2 separate regions of the Mus musculus genome follow, and region 1 is linked to region 2. A link is a loop called in an ENCODE intact Hi-C map of the cell type or tissue named here. Cell type or tissue: gastrocnemius. All regions are shown on one strand.

Region 1 (8,000 bases), 88 kb before region 2:
ATAAATAATACGTAAAAAAACTTGAAAGGGATATGATGCATTATTAACTATTGTTATGAAGTGGTACCATCAGATTCCCAGAACTCCTTATCTATTCAAGTTAAACCTTGTGCTCCCAGATCAACACCTTGAGAGAGGAAACTCCACTCTCTAGGCCTTGGTATCCTTCTCTCCTGTGTCCTTATGAGCTCAACTCCTTTTGATTCCATACACAAGGTCACACAGAATTGGTTTTTCCATGACTTGTGAGTTCATAGCCAAGTGGCATCTTAGGTTTCTTGTCTCTGTTCCTGGCATATTTAACTTCACTTAATGTCTTCCAAGTTCATATATGTTCCTTCTTTTAAATGGTGAACTATAGGGCTGGAGATATGGCTCAAGAGAGCGAGCTGCTTTTACAGAGGACCCTGGTTTGATTCCCAGCACCCACACAGCAGCTTTAGTAACTATTTGTAACTCTAGTACCAGGGGACTGGATACACTTTTCAGGCCTCTGGGAACATCTGTATACATAAACTCTGAATCTCTCTCTCTCTCTCTCTCTCTCTCTCTCTCTCTCTCTCCCCTCCCCCCCACACAAATAAACTAAATAAATACATAAATAATTTTTTAAAAGTAACTAATGGGTAAACTCTATTCTATTGATCCTATTGTATACTTGTCTGTCTGAATCAGAATTCCTCTATCCATTGATTTGTTAACACACTTACATGTTCAGTACTTGCTATTAAAGATGTAATTAAACAGGATAACATGTATTTTTCAATATGCCAGTTTTATTTCCCTTGAATGTATATCCTGAAATTATATTGCTAGATTATATAACAATATGCATTATTATTATTATTTTATAGTTTATTTTTAATTTTATGTGCATTGATGTTTTGCCTGTTCGAGGCGTCAAAAGCACTGGAACTGGAGTTACAGACAGTTGTGAACTGCCATGGTGGTTCTGGAACTGGAGTTACAGACAGTTGTGAACTGCCATGGTGGTTCTGGAACTGGAGTTACAGACAGTTGTGAACTGCCATGGTGGTTCTGGAACTGGAGTTACAGACAGTTGTGAACTGCCATGGTGGTTCTGGAACTGGAGATACAGACAGTTGTGAACTGCCATGGTGGTTCTAGGAATTAAACCCAGGCCCTCAATAGTCAGTGCTCTTAACCATTGAGCCATCTGTACAGACATATAAATACTATTTTTAAGTTTTGAAGACACTTTCTTTTCCTATAAGGGTTGTAACAATTTACATTCTGATGGAGGCTGTGGAGGAATCTTCTTTTCTCTGCATCCTTGTTGACACTGTCTTTGGCACTTTGGAGACAACCATCCTAGCAAGTGTGAAATGACTTCATCACTCTTCTAGTTTGACATGCACTTTCCTGATAATTAGTGACGCCAAGTATATATTCATAGACTTGGTGGCCATTTATATGTCTTTTAAGAAATGTCTATTCAGGCCCCTCACTCATTTTAAAGTTAAATTACTATTTGTGGTCTTGCTGTTGAGTTTCAGGAGTTCCTCATACACTTTGCACATTGCTTCTTTATGTACATGTATGTGCCTTACAAATATCCAGTGTCTCACCTGCCTCTGTCTGCAAGAGGAGATGGGTTTGGTGAGCAGACAGAGCTCCAGGCTGACCTGGCCTGTCCTCTCTGGCCTTTCATGGGTCTCTGCCCCTGCTTCTGTCCCCCTGCCTTGGAACCCTTTCTTTTTGGCTTTGGCTTCTGCTGATTCTGCATTTTATACTTTTTCTGCATCTGCTTTTATTCTGCTCTGTTTTCTTTTCCTGTATCTTTCATTTCTTTTATTACTTTTAGCCACATATTCATTTGCTGTATTTATGTATGCACACTCCATGCATGTATGTGCACACATGCATACATTTAATATATATGTGGAAGTCAGAGGACAACTGGGGAATTGGTTCAGTTCCCACCACCAAGTGGGTGCCAGGGATTGAACTCAGGCAATCAGGCTTGGTGACAAGATCAGTTAGCTGCTGAGCATGTCACTGGTCCCGTGTCTTTCATCTGTGGTTTCTACTGTGGTCCAGATTCTCTCATCTGCTTCTAGTGCCTTCTGCCTCCCAGGTCTCTCTCCTATGCCTTCCCTCCCGCTTCTCTCTCCTTCCCTCCTTTTCTCTCCCTTATCCCTTTTCTCTTCCCCTCTCCTGCTTGCTTGTTGTGTCTGCACTGACTTCTGCCTTTTCTGTTGACTTAATTTCTCTCTCTGAGGCCACCCTCTCAAACCCACTGCTCTCCTCTGCTTCCTTCTCCAGCTTCTTCCTCATTTCTGCTTCTCTCTGTACATCTGTTTTTCACTGTCTACTTCTGGGCTGGGTGTTCTGTTTCAGCTTCTGATATTCTTGCTGCTTCTGTGTCCACCATCACTTTTTTTTTTGCCTGCTTCAAAGCTGCTTAGATCCTGCTCTTCCTCCTCCTCTTCCTCCCCCTCCTCTTCCTCCTTTTCTTCCCCTTCTTCCTCTTCCTCCTCCTCCTCTTCCCCTTCCTCTTCCTCCTTTTCCTTCCCCTCCTCCTTCTTTTACTTCTCTTCCTCCCTCTCCTCTTCCTCTTCTTCCCCCTCCTTCTCCACCTCTTCTTTCTCTTCCTCCACTTCCTCTTCCTTCTTCTCCTCCTTCTCTTCTTCTTCCTCTTTCTCCTTTTTCCTCCTTTTCTTTTCTTTCCCTTCTTGTTCAGTTTTGAATGTGAAGCAGACATCTCCCTCTGTTCACTTTTTCCAGGGCTTTCCAGTTTTCTTTTAAACTTACTTGTTATTACTGTATATGGAGGGGGCGGCATAATATACACAGGGCACAAGTGCTGAAGCATGTACTTGGAAAATAGGACAACATTGTACAGTTGGGTCTCTCTTTTCATCTTCCTGTGGGTTCCAGGGATCAAACTCAGGTTGTCAGGCTTGAGCAGCAAGCCTTTCAACCCAGTAAGCCATCTTGCCGGCCCCAGGATTCTTCTTTCTTTTCTTTTTTAATATGTTGGAGCCAAGAGTGGTGTTTGTCTTTAATCCCAGCACTTGGAAGGAAGACACAGGCATATCTCTGTGAGTTCAGCTCCTGCTTGGTCTATAAATCAAGTTTTAGGCCAGTTGGGGCTACACAGATGTAGAGGAATTTTAATCCAGCAACATGGCTGCTCTGGCAAAGGATTACATCCAAAGACCTTCTAGATCTGTGTGATCTGTCTGGAATGAAGACATGCTAAGCACCTTTAATCCCAAACAATGTAGGTAAGGTTAGATTGTAGAAGAAAACACCTTTGCTTGAAAGTGATATTTAACAAAATGAAGAATCAGAGAAATATTTGGCAGAAGGAATTAGAGATAGGATACACTCAACTCCCAGGAGAAGAAAAAGGAAAGAGCAGCTACTTAAGAAAGCAGGGCAGAGGAACACACACACACACACACACACACACACACACACACACAGAGAGAGAGAGAGAGAGAGAGAGAGAGAGAGAGAGAGAGAGGGAGAGAGAGGTTTTACAGGGTCAATTTTACAGAGACAGGTTGCAGGTGAAGACAGAAGAAGCCAGAGAATGAGAAGGAGCCAGAAGTTTAGCACACATCGCCACAGATAGTGTTAGGGCGAGCAGAGCCATTCAGTCAGAAGCTGAGAGAAGCTGGGTTGAATCATTCAGCTTGGAGAGGAGTTTGGGCCAAAACAGTTGAGTTGTAGCAACCTGTTGGCGCTCAGATAGCATTAGAAAGGAGGAACTCATTCAGCAGGAAGTCTCCAACATGACAATCACGTCTGGTGAGCAAAAATTACTTTTACATATAGAGCAGCACTGTCTTGGAAAAACAAAGGGGGGAAAAAAAAGAATATGTCTTAGAGTTTCCATGGCTGTGATAAACATCATGATCAAAAAGCAACTTGGACAGGAAGGGGTTTCTTTCACAAACACTTTCATCCTCCAAGGAAGTCAAGGCAAGAACCTGGGGCAGGAACCTGGAGACAGGAATGGATGCAGAGGCCATGGAGGGTGCTGCTTACGGGCTTGTTCTCAGGGTCTGTTCAGCTTCCTTTCCTTTGGCACCAAGGACACCTACCCAAGGATGGCACTGCCCACGGTGATCTGGGCCCTCCCCCATCAATCATCAATCAACAAAATGCAACACAGGACAATCTAGTAGGGACATTTAATCAATTGATATTCTCTCTTCCCAACTGACTCATTTGTCTCAAGCTGACATAGAAAGCAGATACTGCGTAGTCATAGATCCTCAGTAAAGTAGAATATACACAGAGCCTCAATAGGATCTTCCTTTCCCCCCAGTGCTTAAGAAACAGTTTGGTATTCATGATTTCACGTGTTCAAGCAACACTCGGACACTAGCAAGATAGGGACACCTACCTGGGGAAAGCCCCTCAGATCCCTGTCAGAAAGGACCAGTGACACTTAGGAAAGTGTCTGGGGAGAGAGGGTGGGGTGTGGAGTTGAGATTCCTGAATAGATCACCCATCCCTCCCACTCAGGCCCTGGCACAAGAGAAATATCCAGATCTGCTTCCCCAAGCTTTTCCTTCTTTAGGGAAAAATTCTAGTGCCCCCTCCCACCCCCAAGTACAGAGCAGGAAACCAATAAGTCCAGGAAAATTTTAAGACAAAAATCAAACAACAAACAAACACCTTAGTTGATAGGCTAAGAGTGCCACAAAGCCACTAAGCAATTAGAATCCTCTGGGCTCCAGCTCCTGAGCGGATGCCATTTTGGTAGCCAGCCAGGTCCTGGGAAGGGAGACACCAGGCCTCCTGAGCCAGCATTGGCAGGGCCTAGCCAGGCAGCTGGGCTCCAGTCAGTCGCACAGGCCCCTGGAGAATGGAAATGGGACTTACCAAATTCAGTCTTGTCTCTGGAGAGAAGATGGGGGTGGCGCCTAAGGGAAGTCAACCCTAGGAGGGACGGTTCACCTGCTTTTCCTGCCCATCTTACTCCAGGATCCACATCTGCCCCTAGCATGTACCAGGAGCGCAATCCATGTGCACAAACACCTGCACAGCAGGACCCAGGCCAGGGCTTTCTCTGCTTTCTAAGGGTTCCCACCCCAAGATGTTTGTAGGACTCCAGGCTCGTTCTGATGAAGTGTCTGATGTCATGAGGGAACTGGGGACCGGTTGCTGAGAATAACAGGCTAAAGGAGGCCCGGAGGATAAAGTGGCTGGAAGTGGCTCCGAAAGCTTGGAGCTTGCAGGAAGGGAGGAGAGAACACCCCGAGGGCCGCTGGGCGTGGGAGGAGACCTAGGCTTCCCTGGGGAAGGGTTCTCTTGGAAGTGTCCCATTTGGCCTTTTGTCGAACTTCTGGTCCTCTTGGATGGGTTTTCCTGGGAAAGACTTGCACTTCTATGATGAAAAACTGTTTCTTTTGGGTAAGTTCCTCGAAGAACATCCTCAGAAGGTGTGACTTGCAAGGGCTGATGGCCTGAGGTGCCACAGGCCTGGAAAGGGCTGTCCACACTTGGCTCTGTCTGGACTTGTAAATAATAACACTCTGTCAGGTACATCCCCTGGCTTTGCAGGGTGGGGACGAGAAAGCACCCGGGGCAACAGTGGGAGGTAGAGTAGTGGAAGTGTCTACTCTGGAGCAGACCCCAGAAGGCTGGAAGTGGAAGCTGAAGATGAAAAATGAGCCAAGGTCTGATCAGAAGTCTCCTCCCTTTTGATATCTTCTCCTACCTTCGTCTCCACTTCCTTCTCCTCTCTTCCCTTCCCGTGCTGGCTAGTGTTTATTGACCACTTGATACAGGCTAGGGTCATTCAGAGAGAGCAAATGTTCATTGAGAAAGCACCCCCATTAGATTGGACTGTGGGCAAGCCTGGAGTACATTTTCTTGACTAATAATTGATGTGGGTGGGCCCGGGTCACCCTGGGTGGTGGTGTCACCCTTGACAGGTGGTCCTGGGTTCTGTTAGAAAGTGGGCCAGACAAGCTGTGTGAACAAGTCACGGCCCTGTCCTCTGCTTCAGCTCCTGCCTCCAGGTTTTTGTCTTGAGTTCCAGCCACTTCCGTGCTGGACTGTGATGAGGATGTGAAAGCCAAATAAAGTCTCCCCTCAAGGTGCTTTTGCTCGTGGTGTTTTATCAGAGCAATGGAAACCCTAAGATGCTTCCCTTTCCTTCTCTAACTTCCGGAAGGAAGGACCGAGTTAAACACACCCTGATCACAATTTGTTACGATCTTTGGTCCCTACAAAATCCCCAGTCATATTTTACTCAAATACTATTCTCATCTCCCCTCATATAGGTAAGGAACTCCAGTACGCATCTGAGTGGTCACTTTGTTCGCTTGTGTTCTTGTACAAAGGGTATGGTGTGTGCTTGTTTAGGACGCATGGTGCTGTAATGTATGCAAATGATGTGAGGTTTTATGCATCTCGTTTATTCTGCTTTTGTTATTCGGCAGTGAAGTTTTAAAATTGTTCCATACTACCAACTGTGCACCTAGACAATGGATCTTAATTGCTACATCCCTACTGTACCCAGAGGAACTCAGGCACTGCAGTTTGCTTCTTTGCTTCCCTGAGTGGTTCTTTAGGTCCGGTGGTGGCCTTGCTGGGTTGAAAGAGTGGAGGTTGAGGTGCAGTCTGAGAGTTTGGCTGACAGCTAGAGTTGAGTGGTTGTGACTGCACATCCTTGGGAACTCGCTAGGCTGCTTATAGGCCGCCTCTGCTCTTTTAACTACATCGCGGTGACTCATGGGACAAATGTCAGGTCTCAGTGCCGGCTTTGAAAAGACAATGCATTCTTTATGCATAATAGGAAGTTTAGGAAGCAAACCCAGGATGTCTGTGTTCCTGCAGGTCCTCTGTGAGTAAACACAGTCTTTGGTTTGATGTGGAGACAGGGTTGGGGGAGGGGCAGCATACATACACACAGCAATTTGAAAGGAATGGAAAGAAATGAGAAGGAAGGGCCTAGAGCTGGTAGCACTTGCCAGTAATGTCAGCATTTGAGGTTGAGGGATGCTGGGAGTGGAGCCAGGAAGACTAGGTTTGAGGTCAGCCTGTGAACTCATCTTAAAAAAAAAAAAGGTGTGTGTGTGGGTGGGTGTTTGTGTGTGTATGTTTGTGTGTTTGTGTGTGGGGGTGTTTGTGTGTGCGGGTGTTTGTGTGTGTGTGTGTGTGGGGGGGTGTTTGTGTGTGTGTGTGGGGGGGTGTTTGTGTGTGTGTGCCTGTGTGTGTGTGTGTGTTTGTGTGTTTGTGTGTGTGGGTGTTTGTGTGTGTGTATGTTTGTGTGTTTGTGTGTGTGTGTCTATGTGGGTGTGTGTGTGCACCCTGGTTTCCTTGCCATGGTTTGGAGATACGCTGCTGCTGGGCCCAGTGGCCGTGTCTGATGGGAAAGCACACAGACACAAACTGTTGTTCTGTTTTAGTGGAACTGGCTTTTGGGCGTGCCTCATGGATTTCTGGCGATTTTATTTTCAATTCAGAGAGGCTGCGGCTTTCATCGGGAGCCCACAGCACTTCTCTCTCAGCAGTGTGACTGTCCACCCGTGTGGGTAAAGAAGATGTTGCAAGGGACACAGGCAGGCATCCAGTTTTCATCTCGACAGTCTCCAGTCAAGTTGCAATGGTAGTACCTGACTGCAGGCTGGGCTGGCCTTAGCTACTACACTGGGAACCTTGGCGGCGGGAGGGGGGGGGGGCGCGGCACCGACCCATCCTTGAGGCAGTTATGGAATTCCAGGTATTTTCTCTTCCAACATTACAATCCTAGGGCTATATCTAGAAGGCAGGTTGACGTGCTTGGGGTCCCAGTTACCCAAAAGTCATTTCTCGTCAGTCTTTTTCCCCTTCTCCATCCCTTAGACAACGTGAAAGGGTGTGCGTGAGTCCCACTGTCTCCTCCACGCAAGCGCAGTTTATCGCAAAGTGACGTCAGCACGGGCTATCCCAGAGCTGAGGGGCCATCTCAGTCACCGCTGAACGTCAACATCCATGGCAGAGTGCATCAGGTTCTGCCGACAATGAAGGCA
Region 2 (8,000 bases):
TGTGAGAGAATGTTTCTTCTTGCCAAAGTTGCATAGTTGATTTGTGACATGGTGGATTGTGCAAAGCCCGTGTTATTTTTTCCAGCTATTTTGTGTGTGTATGGTGGGGGCGGGGTGTGTGTGTAGATATAGGTGCTCATGCACACGTGTGCACAAGAGTACAGAGGTCAGAGGATGACCTTGGATCTTGTTTCTTAGCTACTGGCCTATTCACCTTTGTTTTGAGAGGTCCCTCACGGGTCTGGAGATAGTCAAGTACCAGCTCCGGCCTCTGGGTTGCTACCCTGTTTGAGCTCCTGCCCCACTCTCAAGGACAGACTGTTACCTGGAAGTGTAAGCTGAGTAACCCTTTCCTCCCCATGCTGCTTTCGGCCATAGCATTCCATCACAGCAATAGAAACCCTGACTTAAAGCCGGGCATGGTGGCGCAAGCCTTTAATCCCAGCACTCGGGAGGCAGAGGCAGGCGGATTTCTGAGTTCGAGGCCAGCCTGGTCTACAAAGTGAGTTCCAGGACAGCCAGGGCTACACAGAAAAACCCGGTCTCGAAGAAAACAAAACAAAACAAACAACAACAACAAAAAGAAACTCTGACTTAGATCCCTCCCAAGGCCAGTTTTTCTATGTGAGACCATTTCCAACCCCTCTAGGCATTCTGTAAACCTCATCTGAATTGGTGCTCCTGTGAGGCAATGCTGTTATTCCAATTTTGCAGGTAATGAAGCCAATGCTCAGAGAGCAAGGAGACTGCCCAAGGGGTCACAATTAAGGAGCCCTTAGGCTGCACCAGGGTTCTGGGACCCAAATGCTTTGAGTCTCTGGCAAAAGTCAATCTCTGTAAGTGGATGAGACAGACAACCAGGGGTTGTAGCCACAAGTGTTGCAGGGCCTAGCTGGCTGAGAAGGGGCACGCATGGCCTCTGTCTCTCCTCATGACTTCCTTCTCCTCATGACAAAGGAGCAAATGATGATAGCCAGAACTCAGCATGTAGGAGAGCAGGCTGCACGGGCCACGGGCTTGTGAACGTGTGCCCTCTGAACCAGCTGGGCAAGTGGCCTTTGAAAGTAGACAGTCTGCAATATGTCGTCCATGTATGTCATCCTACCACACAGAACCATTTAGCATTGGTGACCATTACTTATTCTAGACAACTGTCTGTGTAAGCAAAACCACACCAGATAATATAAGCCCTGCTTCGACTTGCTCCAGCCAGTTACATAGCAAAAAACACAAATTTGTATCTTTAGTTACTGTGCCCAGCTCCGCTGTCGGGAGGTACTTGATGTCCTCCGTGTTCTGATTGTCGTTCACATGGCGCTTCGTATCACAACTATCATTTACCATGCTCTAGCTCCGTGGACAAAAACACACCGCCAGACAGACACACTCTGAATTACTTACACGCTGACCTTTCTTTGACCCCTGCCATTTTTATTTCTTTTAACAGTAGAGAATACAAAGAGGATGTAGGGGACAATAAAGACACACAGGCTGAACCTGGCCTGCTGTTATCAGGTGACTTCCCCGCCTTCTTCATCTTTTAAAACAGGAAAGCTCTGTACCAACTCTGCAGTCTTTTACAACAACTGAGCAGATCCGGAGACACTCGAGAGCAATGGCTCTCAACCTTCCTCACTCTGAGATGCTTCAATACAGTTCCTCGTGCCATGCTGACCCCTAACTGTACAATGACCCCACGGTCACTGCATAACTGTAATCTTGCTGCTGATATGAATTGCAGTGTAAATATTTTGGGAGATAGAGAGTTGCCAAAGGGTTCGCGACCCACAGGTTGAGAACCACCGCTCTAGACGTGTTTTAGAGCCATGCCTGAGTGTCACTCATTTAAGCCATCACAGCTTGCAGAGGGAGAGGAGAGCAGTGCTCTTTGGCAAACATTAGTCTGCATTGTGCTGCTGAAAACCTGTGACTGTGACTTGCTGATGGCTGCGCTGTCTTAGGAAGCAACTGAGCCCCTGAACCTTACTTCTCTTACAAACTCTTTTTCCTTCATTTCTTCTTTCCTTCCCTTTCTCCCTTCTTTTAGAGAGCCTCGTGAAGTAATATATGAGCATGCAATTTTTTTTTTATTGCCAAAGGCTCTAAACTATGAAGTTGCCATTTTTGTTTTTTTTTTTTTTTATTATCCCGTGGGTTACTAACCTTTTCAAACGTCTGTGTTTTTAAAGAAAAGATTCGCCTGACTGCTGATTTATCTTTGCCCCTTAGCACATGTCTGTCCTTGAACAAGGTGCGAAGAATGTGGTGCCAGCCAGCCAGACTCAGCTCATCTTTCCTGGGAACTGACCACATTGAGTCACTGTGCCTCTTGATGCTCTGCTCTGCGGTTGTCTCCATTAGCAGTAAAGCGTGTGATCATGCCTGTGATGAACTTCGAGCCATTTAGACAAATCTTGTGTTGTTAGTCACAATGACAGCTGCGCTATATACATCTGAAAAAAAAAACTAGGTAGTATTGCCAGACTTAGTTCCCTTTAGTCTCAAGGCCAGGCTTGGCTCATAAGTACACCTGCATAGTATGGACAATTAATTTTGAGACTTCTTCGCCTTGTGTGCTAGCCCTAGATTTTGTGGCCTCTGGATGTGGGCTCTAGAGGGGATAATACCTTTCACTTTATGACCTTTCATTGGGCTTCACCTTTTTCACAATAGTTCTTAGGATTTAATCAGAGCTGTATTTCTACCCCCCAGTCTTTGGAACCGGCAAACCCATCAGCTATGTTGACACCACCACCACCACCACCACCTCCACCACCTCTGCCAGTGGAATTGTTCTACAGGAATCCTGGGTTGCCAATTAGGAGGAAATAAAGACCTGGCTCTGCAGGTCCAGGGAGAAGTCAGGTGGCAATTAGACTGTGAGGATCAAGTCCTCAAAATAGCTCCTGTTTCTAATTATGTCCTCATGCTATTTATGGGCGTTTAAGAGGGTCTTTGGGGGCATGGTGGACCTTTGACATCCCTAAATCAACTTGGAAAGTAAGTACAATTCTTACTGGAAGAGCGTGAGAGGACAGGAGAGACTGGCAATGTAGACATCAACAGGTACCACAGTGCTATACAGATAGAAGCAGCACCTATTGTGCAGGGGACTCTGACCACAGGGCTTCCTTTGGAGGTCTTTTGTTATGGTAAGACTGGCTGACACTAAGCCTAGGATTTCTTTCACTGCAACCATTGTCTTAGTGAGTGAATTAGTATACCAAGCATTTATGAGGGTTTTGCCTTCCTAATGGATGCTGGGAACTAGTAGAGAAGATCTTGAGGTCTCATATTCCAGTAAGAACAGACAGCTAAGCAGGCGATGAACACACAGCATGGCAATGATCCAGCTGGTATACCGGTAAACTCAGGAACACGGCAGGGCTTCCCAATCTGGCTGATGCAAAGGGCGAGGGTTGCAAGGGAAGGTACTAGGAAGTATTCTAGGAACATGTCTCCTATGGGGTATGTCAGGCAGAGTCTTCAAGATTGACTAGGAATTAAGAAAGGGAAGTCAGCAAGAGCTAGAAGGAAGTGCATCGTGTTCAATAATCTGGAGGCAAGAGTGAGAGTAGTCACCGCATCAGTGGGAGAGAATAAGCACACTGAAGAATAGCAATAGAAGTCAAGCTATGTAGTCTACGTTGTCCTCGAACTCAGGATCCTTCCTTCCAAGGGTCGGTATTACAAATATGCACAATCAAATGTGCACAAACTGGTAAGATTGTAATGTAGTAATGTTATATATATATATTCCAAACTAGTTTGCTATTATGCTAGGAATACTCTTCCCATCTCCTCTCTCCCCACACCCCAAAGATCAGCCCTAGAAAGCAGTTACTAACAGTGAAGTGCCTCTAAGGAACACATCATTAGGTAGTCTGCATGACAATGCTGAGGATAAGTGTACCCAACTTAGAGGTAAGTGGTTCCAGTTGGGCTAGAAGAAACAAGCAAGCTGGGAGCCATCTACCTGTGAATCTGTGCAGAAATGTCCTGGGTGTCGATGAGCAAATTGTAAACAAATGATAACAAGATGTCAGAAGCAGGGGAGGCTCCCAGAAGGCACCTCAGAAACAAGAACCCCCTGGCACAGTGCCCACGTATAAGGCTGTCCTCAGGGCAAGGTCATTCTGCTGACATCCCTGTATATTGGTTGTCTGCGGGACACACAGGGATGCTAACTGAATGAATGAAGGATCGGCAGGAGTAAATGCGTCCTGACTTTGACCTTGTAGAGGATGTAGATGGTCCCCAGCATGGTAGGCACAGGTGTCTGCCTTCTGACAAGGCCAGGTGTGCTGGAGAGAAAGCTCCATGCTTCATCTATGAGTTCCTAGGACCTTGTCTCAGAGGCATTTGGAGAGCTAGGCTCTGGACAAGCAATCCAATAGGTAGAAAGGCATCACAAGGCCCCCTCTGTTCCTGAGTTCTCTGAAATGGGAACCTCTGTAGGCATCCATTTGAATTCTAGCAGGGAACCAAGGAACGTGCACCCGCAGTTCCATGTGCAACACAATCAGTGCAATGACCTGACCGTGGACTTCTGACAAGGCCACGTATGCTGGAGAGAAAGCCCATCCTTACGTTATTAGACAAATGGAAAGTATCACAAGTTGGCTTACATGCTGGGGAGACAAACTGGAATCTCAAAGCTTGGGGGTTACAGCAGAGCACTCCTCACTTCTTCCTAGCTTCTCAGCTCTGGATAGAAGAGGATGTGAGACAATCTCCTTCAGATGAATAAGATGTTACCATGGTAGAAGGCTCCTACAGATGCATGAAGGTACCCGGCAAATACACAATGACAGAATGGGCTGCACACAATATTTAAATGGCATATAGCCCTGGTTGGGAGAACCCACATAGAGCGAATCCCAACATGTCATTCATTCATCCTTTTAAACATACCACTCAATGGATCTTTAAGTCTAATGCTCATGTGCTGGGTCCTAAGTTGGAGCTGGCTACAAGGCACCTAGCAAAACACATTTCTCTTGTTCTCATGGAACTTTCAGTCTCGAGGGGAAGAGAGATGTCGGGCAAAACAGCAAGGACACGGGGAGGGTAACAGGAAACACCTGCTTTTGATGGGCAGCCCCTTGGGAAATGTGACATTTAAGTTGAGACCTAAAGGTTGAAGAGCATTGGGTCAAGTGAAGATCTTGGGAAAGGGCAAGCTGGGCAGAGGAAACAGCTTCTGCAATAGTCTTGGACAGGGATGAACTTGGCCTTGGGAAGAAGGCAAGGAATGGGGCGGGTTCAAACGGCTTACAAACCAGGAATGTGGTGAGGGCTTGAGCTGTGTTTTGAGGGTAGTGGGAAATTGCCAGCAGCTGTTGATGAGGGTGACTCCGGGATGGACTTTAGGTTTTTAAACAGTTTGTCTGGTGGGATTGTAAAAGCAAGAGAGAAAGGAATGAGAGCAAGACTCAGAGTGGAGGACAGAGGAAAAATGGCATGCGTGAGAGGGGTTTGAGGAGACTAGAAAGATGATTCCAGATGGATCAGACAAGAGGTGGGGCTAAGTGGGGTGTGGAGGTCAGAGGAAGGAAAGATCAAAAATGACTTCATTTTAGGTTTAGGCAGCTGCTCATCTGAATGAAGGGTAAACTGTACATGATATAACATTTAAAGATTCCGAGAGGGCACTTTCACCAAGTACTAACTGAGCAAGACTCACCCCTGAGTCAAACGCGGCCGCCACTGTGCCTTGGTTAATGAGCCTGAGGCTTTCCCATGCATTCAGCTCATTGACAGTGTTGCCCTGACTTTCTGCTTCCTGAACTGAAGAAGTAAACAAAACTGAGAAGTTGCTCATGGTCATGAACATATATCATGAGCTGCATGGACAGTGATCCAATAGAGAATGAGATGGAGCCAGGCATGGTAGCACATGGTAACACATACCTATAACCAAAGCATTAAGGGGGTGGTTCCAGGCATGATAACATGTGTCTATAACCAAAGCATTAAGGGGTGCTGGCAAGAAGATCTCAAATTTGAGACCAACTTTAACTAGAGAATATAACCCGATCTCAAACTAAAACAAAATGGGATAGACTGTGGACTCAAACTAGCATTTCCTGTTTATTAGAAATTTTAGGTGGGAAGATCATTGCACAGTAAGTTTAGGAGCTGAAGCAATAGAAGACACAATTGGCCAGGTCAAGAAATAAATTTCCACAGTGGGCAGGTTCAGGAAAAACGGAAAGATGATCTCAGGGACAAAAACATTCTGAGTGTCAGGTCAGGGGTCAGGGGACTGGTGTTAAACCTCCGAAGGCGGGCCAAGAAATAGTTCCTTGGCCCAACCCAGGCTTCGAGTGGCAAAAGGAAAAAGAATATGGCCAAATGACAGTTATTGTCCCCAATAAAAAGCAAGTATGGAAGGGCAATAGCCACAAGGGCAGAAAGCACCCCAGGCCCACAGGAAGACCTTAGGAAGGAAAGTCCCTCAGTTGCTGGGGTTCTGATGAGAGCAGAGGGACTACCATGTTTTATGAGCCTCCTGCCCAGCCTCCCTTTCTCTCTCCTCTCCCTGCTTGCAAAGCCATGTGCCCGCTTTATAGGCTGGACTTCTCTCCCAGGCTATGACTGTAAGGCCTGCCTCCCTCGGACACAGCCGGATCACAGCCATCATCCACAGCCAGGACACTGTCACGTGCAGAAGCACACAGGTACCAGAGCAACAACAACAATCATGACAAACAAGGGCTCAGGCAGCAGCCAGTTGACGTGAACCAACCAAGGCAGGATTACAATAGAGAACTGGAACAGACTGGCCCACTGTCTGATAGTAAAATGTGACTTGGGGAGGGAGGCATAGAAGCTATGTTGGCCCTAGGAGCTAAGGGAGGGAGGCTCAGCCAACAGTTGGCCAGGGCTCAGGAACCTCAGCCTTCAAATGTATAAGAAAACTAGCTCCACCCCGCTGAGGGAGCTTAGAAGTGGCTTGTTCCCTTGTCAAGCCTCCTGAGGTGCACACAGCCTGACTGACACTTGGATTCGAGCCCTGTAAAATAAGCAGAGGAGCAGCTGGGCTGTGCCCGTGCTCCTAACCCACGGAAATGCTGAGATAATAGTGAGTGTTGCTTAGGACTCTATAGTTGGGGCGATCTATGTGACCGCCGTATAAATGATCGGTACTGTCCTAGTTGTTGGGAAGAAGTCTGAACCCCACTGGGGACTCGGTAATATCGCTGTCATGCTGCCTCCACAGCTTGCATAAAGCCAGAGACAAAAGTTTGTTGAGTGGGTTTGGAAGGCAAGGCTTCCACAGTAGGATTTAGGGAGGGTCCTAAGGGGAGCAACCCATAGGAATCATTGAGGTGTGTGTGGTGGTGGTGGGGGAGGGGAGATGAGGTAGGATACAGGATCTGAGGGGAGAAGTGGAGAGGCAGCATCTTTGTGGCAACAGCTGATTGTGTTCCTCCTTCACACGGGGGGGGGGGGTTTGGGAGGGTTCGGGGGGGGGGCGGGAGAACCAAGATCAATAAGGAAGCTCTGTTCAGGAGCCTCAACAAACTGCCCTGTAGTTTCCAGTTGCCCAGATAGAAGGAGAGAGTGAGTTAGAGGCCATCAGAGCAGAGAAGCAGGAGTGCCTGGTGCAGTCATCCTGGAGTGAATGGAAGGACTGTCCAAGGAGAGCAGGGGCAGTGGGAAAGGTCAGGGGGCCGTGGAACGGCAGCAGATGTTGGTATCCTCAGAGTATAGCTTTGGGGAACAGCCACATCTGGGGAGATGGGTCCTGCTAGCATTAAAGCTGTCAAGTATTACGGAAGATGCCTCTGTATAAAAAAGAAAGGAAAAAAAAAACCCCACTCTTCCTCATGTTCCTGGAGCTTGATTATGGGGTCACGGACTGGACCACGCTTGCCCCATATTTTCAGGCACCCTCACGAAGAGCGCACTCGGTGTAGCTGTGTGTTGAGACCTACCCAATGCAAAAGCTGAGAGGCTCTGGGGCCAGGGGCATACCCTGCTGTGGTTCGAAT

The links. A loop is a pair of places that touch in the nucleus more often than their neighbours do. Peaks named below come from ENCODE experiments on the same cell type or tissue, not always from the same donor. Only the 100,000 strongest peaks of a DNase experiment are listed, where the experiment ranks them.
Region 1: it touches region 2 in a loop (2.1-fold over the local background); 3 of 42 quality-filtered maps call a loop at or near these places.

Annotation. Positions count from the first base shown.
Region 1 is chr16:30,649,194-30,657,193 of GRCm38, forward strand. No RefSeq gene overlaps it. Among named protein-coding and RNA genes, the nearest start is that of Fam43a, 53 kb to the left of the region's middle. In gastrocnemius, no CTCF peak of the experiment used is centred here; a DNase peak (open chromatin) is centred at 4,767; H3K27ac peaks cover 1,473 bases.
Region 2 is chr16:30,737,493-30,745,492 of GRCm38, forward strand. No RefSeq gene overlaps it. Among named protein-coding and RNA genes, the nearest start is that of Gm33502, 52 kb to the right of the region's middle. In gastrocnemius, no CTCF peak of the experiment used is centred here; DNase peaks (open chromatin) are centred at 4,103, 6,650 and 6,928; H3K4me3 peaks cover 170 bases; H3K27ac peaks cover 2,686 bases.